Linked DNA regions of Homo sapiens: region 1 is linked to region 2. The links are chromatin contacts, found by Hi-C or POLR2A ChIA-PET in ENCODE. All regions are on one chromosome and are shown on one strand. The core of a region is the stretch at or near the end of the contact, and the rest is flanking DNA. Distances in the headings are between cores, read along the strand shown. Region 1 overlaps LINC01258 (long intergenic non-protein coding RNA 1258). Region 2 overlaps LINC02513 (long intergenic non-protein coding RNA 2513).

Region 1 (4,287 bases), core at 223-2,722, 39 kb after region 2:
GGCTGCAAGTCCCAACTCAAAGTGCTGCCAGGGCTGGCTTCTTCTAAGACCACTCTTTTTAGCTTGAGGATGGCCTTCTGCTCCCTGTGCCCCACATACATCTCCCTCCTTGCAGGTCTGTCCAAATCTCTTCTTACAAGGACACCAGAGATCAGATTAGGGCTTACCCCAGTGAACTCATTTTAACTTAATTACCTCTTTAAAGACCCTGTCTCAAAAAACAGTCACATTCTGAGACACTGGGGGTTAGGGATTCAACATACACATTTTGGGGGAATAGAACTCAGTCCGTAATAATGTTGAACACATCTGACGTTTAGGGGTCAAAAAGAAAAATCAGAAGAACTTTCCTGAATCCAGTTATCATTCATCCCCAAAGGCTCGATCTGTTACCCTTTCTCCGGATTATTTTGAATGCTTTACTGCATGACTAGACCTATGTCAGTTGCTATCAGAGAGTGTTGCTTCCTTCCATGTTAATGCAAGCCCCTCAGCAAGATTGGATCTCTAAAATGCCTTCAGCCAGCTTAGTACAATGCCGAAAAGCTCTAGAAGTTACTTTATGTATTTGTTTGACTGACTACAGAAAAACACCCATCTCAGCAACTCATAAAGCAGAAGGAGAGGCATTAGGGGTAGTGTTGTCAGCAGGGCCAGGGGGCAGTGCATAAAGCCCTTTTATCAGTCAAATTCTGTGCTTCAGAGAACCTAGGTCGGTCCAAAGCACATTTTTCTAATTCATTCATGTCTGTGTGCGTGTACACGCGTGCGCACACCAGAAATCATTATAATATTTTTAAAGTGTGTCTACAAGGCTGTGATCTTTGGAGACTTTCAAAAATGAAAACAATCACAGGGTGCAGACATTGCCTGACAGGCAGGGGACTGAAAGCAAAATTAAATAATGAACAGGCCAAGGGCACTGGGGGCAGGAATCTGAAGTAGAAGCCTTCAGAGCAAGCACTTTGATAAAGAAAAGAAAGGCTACCGAAGGAAAAGCAATTAATGGGGAAGGGGCTGGTACTAAAATGAGCCCAGGGAAAGCTGCTGGGGACAGGAGGGAGGGCAGGGTGCACTGGAGAGTGGTGGGGTGGTGGTGGGGGAACCAACGTGCTCGCCAGGCCGTCATTAGCCCAGAATTATCAGGCACCTGAAACAACAAGGTCAAGAATGTGACCTGAACGATAGATGAAATATTTGTTTAGGAAGCCACATGCTGGGAGAAAGACTCAAAGAGTTAAACTGGGGTGCTTACCTTTTCTGATTGTAGAATTAAACAACAACAAAAATACAAGCAAAGCCTATAGATTCATTTTATTAATGTCCTGAAGAAAACTGATCAGATACTGAGTGTGGGGAGACAGCAGGCTCTGTCTGATCTCTCAGTGTAGGGACCAGAAGGGCAGGGGGAGGAACGCGGGCATAGACTGGGCCTCAGCCCCTCCCCAGCAGGGCCAGCAGCCTCGCCAACCAGGGCATCCGGATTCCAGGCCTCCTGGACAAAGGGCCCTTCCCCCCTTGTCAGCCTTCCTGTTCCCTGGGATTGTGTGGCCCAACCCTTTGATCAAACTAGGGTATTATGTCTACAGACAACTGCTTTAAATATCAAGGTTTCAGGGCTGGCTCTTGGGTCCCTCAGCTTCTCCATTAAAAAAAAAAAAAAAAAAAAAAAAGCAAGTATATGCCTGGGCTTTTTAGGATTTCTGTTTTCCACCTTAAAATAACCTGGTCTCTAACAGGGCTTTCCAAAGCTGTCCCAGCCCTTGGAAAATGTCAGAAGATGACCAGGTGGACGCATCATGAACAGAAATCGGCAGCTTAGTGTTTCTGCTGGTTGTGGCCTAAATGCTCTTTTACAATGGAAGGAGAATCTACTCGTGGCCAATGTGAATTTCGAAAAAGTTGTACTTGAAGTAACGGACTGGGAGCCAGGATTCTAGGGTTCCAGACCTGGTTCTGCAGCACACTCTGAGTCTTTTAGTCATTTAGTCTCTCTGGATTAGAGTTTTCCCTTTTTACACAAAAAGGGATGTTTTTGGATGTTTAAACTTGCCAAGCTCTGATGCCAGATTTAAAAATCCTACAATTCTTTCACTGCTATGTATTCCCTAAAAAGAACGTTCTGCCTGACCCTGCAATAACCTAAGTACTATGTATTTCATCAGCTTCAAGAAATAGTTAAATGGAAAGACGAAAATGAAAAACTGTCTCGGATGGTAACACCTTCTCCATAACTCACCAATTTAATAAGGAGCTGGAGTCTAACATGGCCAGATCATAATACCTCTGGGTAACAGTTTTCTGATTTTACTTAGAGAAAATATAATAAAAATGCTATTCTAGATGGATCCATTTCTTTTGCCTCTTGCCCCATAAATCACTTCCCTTTCTAGTCAACAGAAAACCCCTCCCTCACAGTAGTAGCAAGAAAATTGAGGCAGGTGCAAGACAAGAGAAGTAGATCAAGTTGAGATCTATTGAAAATTGCAAAAGATTTGCCATAAAATTGTATTTAACAGAGCAAGAAATTCTGATGTATATCTGAAAGTAGCTTTGCTAAGTTATGATTGCGTTAGCCACATGTGGAAAAGTGCTGAGAATGTCTTATGATTATTATTGGTGACACATTTCCATGTCTTCTATTATCTGAACTCAATGGGATTACTCTTACTAGGTGTACTTATTGAATTTACATAGTGTAGGAGTTCACATTCTGAGGCTTTTCTTCTGGATTGTATGGAAGACGGTTCTGGACATCAGAATCCCAAGGTTTATTTAATTCTTTTTCTGATCTTTGTTTTTACATTTTAAAACATGTTATGAGACCTTATCAATTTCTCAGCACTTCTATTGCCATAATACTTAGGATGAATTAGAGAGCTGCTTTGAGGTTTCTAAGGAGAGCCCTGTCACTGAGTCAGTCTCGACACAAGATCCTCATTTTGGTCCGCAAATCTCAGCCAGAATCAAGACTTCAGTCATTCTCCTGAGACATCCGTTTATGAGGCTGATGTCTAATCTCTGTCTGCTTCCATGCTCAATCTCTTTCTTGAGCCTACCTTATCATACCAAATTTGTTCACCTGGATGTTCTCAGGTATGCTAAATTCAAGTGCTTAAGACTAAATTTGTAATGTTTCCTCCAGAAAGCAACTTCCGTGACACCCTTCATTATATCACTGCTATGGTTTGAATGTCTGTGACCCTCCAAAATTTGAGACCCAATGCAACAGTATCAGGAAATGGGGCCTTTAGGAGGCAGGTTATAGGGGCTCTACCCTCAAGGATGGAATAAGTACCTCATATACCTTCTGCTATATGAGGACACAGCATTTGTCTCCTCCAGAGGACACAGCATTTGAGGTGTCATCTTGGAAGCAAAGACCAGGCTCTCACCAGACACCAAACATGCCAGCACCTTGATCTTGGACTTTCCAGCCTCTAGAACTCTGAGAAATACATCTCCATTGTTTATACATTACTCAATCTAAAGCATTTTGTTACAGCAGCACAAACAGACTAAGATAATCAACAACAATAGTATTTTTCTGGTCACCAGATTTAAACCTCAGCATCATCTCTATATAGTACCTCCCTCTTGCCTGCAGTTTGGTTACTGGGTCATGTCCATTCTTCCTGTGCAGTGTCTTTTTGATCTGTCCTTTCTGGCTGATGCTAGTTGCCATCAATCCCTGATCTTTCAGCTGCCATTTTCTGCCCAACCATCCCATAAATCACTTCCAGATGACTTTATTCACCCAACAATTATCTGATGAGTGCCTACTATGTTATTAAAAAAAAAAACCCAGTAGCACATTGAATGATATCTACAGATCAAGATGTAAACTCCTGAACCCATCACTCAGCCCTACACTGCTGTGGCTAAGCTTGATTGCCATTCACTCTTCTTATATACACCCTCTCTTCTCCAGACAAATAGTTTCACTGAGCTTCCTCTAACTACTTATAGCATTCCTCCTTCTTTAGATTTCCTGCCTGGAAATCCTTTCTTCTTCCTTCATTTGACATTAACCATTTTTCTTATGGTCGTTATTCCATTCACTCAATTCCTATGACTCTGCCGTTCACTCTGTTTCCTTCGCATTTGGCACTTGCAAAAGTGTATTACTCTCTATATTTTCTATATCTTGTCACCTCAAGTGGACCATGAGCACTTCAAGAGAGAGGTAGAGTGTCCACCTTTGTGTCCTATCAGTCTAATTAAATAAATTGCAGGAAGGAAGGAAAATGAACAATCATTGTCTACAGTAGATCAGAGACCTTTATA
Region 2 (4,500 bases), core at 1,964-4,463:
GAATAGCTGGGACCTGTCTGCCAGGGTTGAAACCCTCACTCAATGGCTCACTAGTCTAGTGACCTTGGACAAGTCACTTAACATTTCTGACACGCAGTTTCCTCTGCTAGTACTCATCTCCTGGAATTGTTATGTGTGGAGATTAAATAGGACAACATATATAAAATGCTTAACACAAGATATGGCCCACAGTGAGCACTCAACAAACATTGCTCTCATTTTCACTGCACAGGGAGAAGGATAGGGTAAAAGAGAAGGCTTGTTTGCCACTGACTGTAGCAGCAAAAGCAGCCCAACCCACATCTTCTGCCACTTTGTTTACAATTACATGTATGTTCGGGTTATTTAATTTCTTTCTTTTAAGTGAAATTGTGTGGCCCGGGGTTAGCAGGGATGCTAATGAAGTTAAACAACGGAGGAGATTACGCCCTAGCATGGAAAATAAACATTGAGGTCCCTGCTTCAGCGTTTATCTTCAATGATACCTCATCTTTGCCTGGGTAATTATCTCTCGACAGCAGACAGTGCTCCAGCAGCAACGGATAATTCCATTAACATTACCACTTAAACACAGCCTCTCCAGGCTGCTCAGGTCCTCCGGTTGCTTGCTAAGCCTTAGGGGCCTCATATCATTTTGGAATTAAAATGACAGAGTAAATTATTCAAGCACATTTGGTTTTTTCCTAAGCAAACCTCTGCACATCCTTGACTCATCATTTCCCCCCAAAAGCATTGCTGCTGAGAATATTAATTGTAGCAACTCAGTGCTAGCTTTATTATGAAATTTGAGGGTTGGTGATAGTGGAACACTGCTAGTCCTTGGTGAGCTGGTTTCTAATTGTCTGAGGATGAGAAATAGGTGAAAAGGTGGCCTCCTCTGAAAGGGAAAAGTAAGTTTCATGTTTTCTGGAGACTTCTAAATGCCACAAAAGAATTCTGGCCAAAAAAAAAAAAGGAAGAAAAAAGAAAAAATCCAGATCATGTGTATACTTAGGCATGGTGGTGACCCAGAGACCAAGCAAAACAAAAGAAGCAAATTTCATGAGAAAATCCAGCTAAAATTTCATTATTTAAAATGAGTGTGTACTCTCTGTCTAGGTGTCTGTTCCCCAGCCCTGTCTTTGACTGGTCTCATTGCTGGGTGGCATCTTTAACAGAGAGTGTGCAAGAGCCATTGGCAGCAATCTCCTGTGTGGTTGGAGCCTAGCAGTTTACAAGGAGCTTCCCTACACATTGTATCACAATGACCTTGCCAGGTTAGTGGTGCACACCCTGTTCCATGTCACAGGTGAGGGCCCTGAGGCCTACAAAGGTAAAATCACCTACCCGACATTCCATGTCAAATATGGTGGCAGGAGGACTTGAATAGAAGTCTTTGGAGTCGGAAGATCCTACATGGCTTCACGAGAGAAGGGAAAATGTTTATCATTTCATTTTCCTGTGCAGAAAGGACTTCAGCCTTTCTGTCAATGCTAAAGATCTATCTTCTTTCAAAGATAGGAAGTCAGGGTGTCTGCAAAGCACATATTTTCCCACTGGGCTGACCCCAAGTTGACCTTTATACTCCTCTCCACTATCTGTTAATTCCTTGTGTCTGGGTTCCAATGGAAGTGTGGACAGAATGAATGAATGAAGTGAGATAATGGTTGCCTCTCTCACAAAGCTAACACATAGTAGGCTCTCGAAAAAGGCTTCGTCTAATTAAAAAGCAATATTTATTTACTAGCTCTGGCAGCAGATTTGGTCAGCAAAGAGGTCAAAGGGTTGACTTGAATTAGGTTTGAAGGTTGGCTGGAATTCAATTACCCATGACCCTCTAGTCTCTCCTGCCAGCCATGATTAATGGAGGCTGGCTAAAGTAGGATGGGGTTAGTAACACTGAAATCAACCTTCTCTGGAGAATAAAGACGCTGAAATTATCTAAGGAGCATTCTCAAGCCAGATGAGATTTCTTAGGTGGGAAATAACCTTGTGATTCAGCCCAATAACATCAGGGATCAGATCCAGAGACAAAGGACATGCACAATAAAGCTGGGGAATCCTTGCTCCTAATTTTTTCTGACAATCACAGGGGCCTCGTCACCCTGCCTAACATGGATAAATTATCATCAAGGGCTGTGGATGGTTTGGATCTGGATTTTTAAACATCTTGCTTGAGGATATTTGGGGTATACATTAGGGAAAAAGGTCAATTAAAAATCAGATAACTGCATCATTTAAAATAAGAAGAGACTCTACCCTGATCATCACCACTTTCCTTTTTCCCAATACAGATTTTTCCCTCTCGGCCTCGCCCTAATGTTGATCTAATTGCCTTCTCACAATACAAGAAGGCCTTGAAAACTCGGGATTCAGCTACAGGTTTCTTTTTATATTAAAACTTTCTTTTGGAGCTGATCTCTTAGAAGATATTTTGAAAATATGAAGATAATAACAGTTTCTTGTTTGCTTGTTTTCTGTTATTATTTACTAACTTTTTTGAATAAATTTTCAACTTTTTCCAGTCCTTTTGCTTTTGTCTAGCAATGTCTTATGCAGTAGGTAAGGGAAGCTCAAGGAGACATTTTTCCTTTTTGTTATTGTTCTAAGTCTGCACCTCAGTTTCTGTCCTGCTTTGTTTTCAGAGCTCAAGTTCTGTAGCCTATCCTAATTTGCAAGGCTGGCTTATGAGACAAGTTAAGGAATCATTAAGGCACCTACCCTTTGCCTCTTCATTGGCCAAGTAGCTTAATTAACTTAGTTGAAATGCAGTCTAGTATTATGAGAGCAATTGCATTTGTGTATCTTAATAACTTACCTGTCCTCATGCAATAGTCCACATCCCTCTAATAAAAATATATACATGCACATGCGCTTTGACGTATCGATATTCAAGCTCACAAAATAAGCTCAAACTTGAAAAAGATCCAGACTACGGCAACGTTTATTATTTTTAGAGCATAACCTAGTCATTTTGATTAATTCGTTTGGATTGCTTTTTCCTGCAGCTCCCCAGGGAGAGGTGGGAGGAAAAGGCGGTAAAAACATAAATTTTCTTTGGTGATGAGTTCGCATGTTTAGAACTGTAACATGGCAAATCATTGTGAAATCTTCTAATGGATGCCTGTCTCATGCCAAATAAGCCCAGTACCCAAAGCACATCAAGAAATAATTGAAAGACACTGGACTGAATCCAAAAGGTTGTGGCTAATGTTTCACCTAATCTCTCTCCCAGGTCTCTCCTGCCTACTGCCGGCCCTACCCACAAGATGTGAACTTCAGAGCCTTCTTGCAACTGCTTCTTGGCTATTTTCACCCTCTAACCCTCTGGAAGAAGAATGAGGACTATTATGAAGGCAAAAGCATAAAAGGGGAAAAGATTAGCCTCCAGAGTAGGAAGATTGGGTTGTTGGAAGCCAGCACAAGTCTTCCCCTGAAAGAGTTAATTCGCCTCCAATGGGGGTAGGGACTGACCTGGGAGGGGCCTCAGCCTACATAGGACAGGCCTAAAGGCCCCATTGGGGCTGAAGGTGACACTGGGTCAGATCCCTAGGATTCTGCAACTTGAGGTGGGAGTGTCTATAAGCTGGAAACAAAAGTTTCAAAAAAAAAAAAAAAGCTCATTTTGTTTTCAATTCGTTTTATCTTGGCTCTATCTCAGGCACCACTGACTTCAGACCTTTCAAAGCTAAGGGTGGGGTAGGGTGGGGCTTAGTGATTTTTTTTCTTAAAGAGAGAGAACAGGGAATGTGCCTTGAACATGCACAATTTGCTTGAACATGATCATAGTCATTAATAAAAACATTGAGCAATATTTGCTTCTATGTCTTTGGAACTGGCATTTGCAAAGGTAGCATTGACAGATCAGAGAACAGAAAGGAATTCTGCGGTTACTCGTGGAGGAATTTGGACCTGTGAGATATTCATGATGTTAATTATTTATAATTTCAGTTGTTTTAGGCCAGGCTTTGAGCTTCAAGATAATGTGCTCAGAATTGGCAACAAAAATGGTCATTTTTTTGCTAGTAATTACTGGCTTTGAGCTTCAGCTATTTTAGAAGGACACAGAGAGATCTTTAGATCATGTATTCCTGACTTAAGCAAGGAAGGAAAGAAGGAAGGAAGGAAGGAAGGAAGCAAGGAAGGAAGGAAAGAAGGGAGGGAGGGAGGGAGAGAAAGGAAGGGAGGGAGGGGAGGAGGAGGAATAGGAAGAAGAAAAGAAAGGAAAGAAGGAAGGAAGGAAAAAGTAAGGCAGGGAGGCAGGCAGGAACAAAGAAAGAAAGGAAGAAAAGAAGTAAAAAAAATTTTTTTAAAGGACAACCCACAAAACCTCAGAATTTAACTAAGTTCCAGGCCTGAAATTTATTTTTTTGAACAATAGAGATGCACTATACTGTAAGAAAACACAACATGTAAAAATTCAAACTTGCCAAACTAAACAGAGAGAAGTTAAACATTTTACAGGAAAATTTGCTACTAGGACATGTTAAATAAAAGCGCCCTCAGTATCTTTAAACTAGA

What was found. Hi-C counts contacts between places; a loop is a spot of excess contacts on that map. ChIA-PET counts read pairs that join two places held with the same protein, here RNA polymerase II (POLR2A). Pooled maps may share reads with other maps.
Region 1: a map of HepG2 shows a loop between it and region 2 (6-fold over the local background). The contact joins two enhancer-like sites. A Hi-C loop is called at or near these places in 2 of 168 maps with a recorded cell type or tissue (HepG2 and aorta) and 5 of 50 pooled maps. POLR2A ChIA-PET finds 5 or more read pairs at or near these places in 2 of 52 experiments (T-cell and WTC11).

Annotation. Positions count from the first base shown.
Region 1 is chr4:38,423,284-38,427,570 of GRCh38, forward strand. All of the region lies in intron 7 of LINC01258 (long intergenic non-protein coding RNA 1258), which reads right to left. Among named protein-coding and RNA genes, the nearest start is that of LINC02513, 59 kb to the left of the region's middle. RefSeq lists an enhancer at 1,403-1,935. Within about 2 kb of position 1,473, at least 2 of the 41 ENCODE cell types and tissues checked have a DNase peak (open chromatin) inside an H3K27ac peak, as active enhancers do.
Region 2 is chr4:38,382,163-38,386,662 of GRCh38, forward strand. LINC02513 (long intergenic non-protein coding RNA 2513) reads left to right here. Exons shown (of 2, transcript NR_149123.1): 2 at 3,215-3,597. Among named protein-coding and RNA genes, the nearest start is that of LINC02513, 17 kb to the left of the region's middle. RefSeq lists an enhancer at 3,326-3,620. Within about 2 kb of position 3,214, at least 7 of the 41 ENCODE cell types and tissues checked have a DNase peak (open chromatin) inside an H3K27ac peak, as active enhancers do.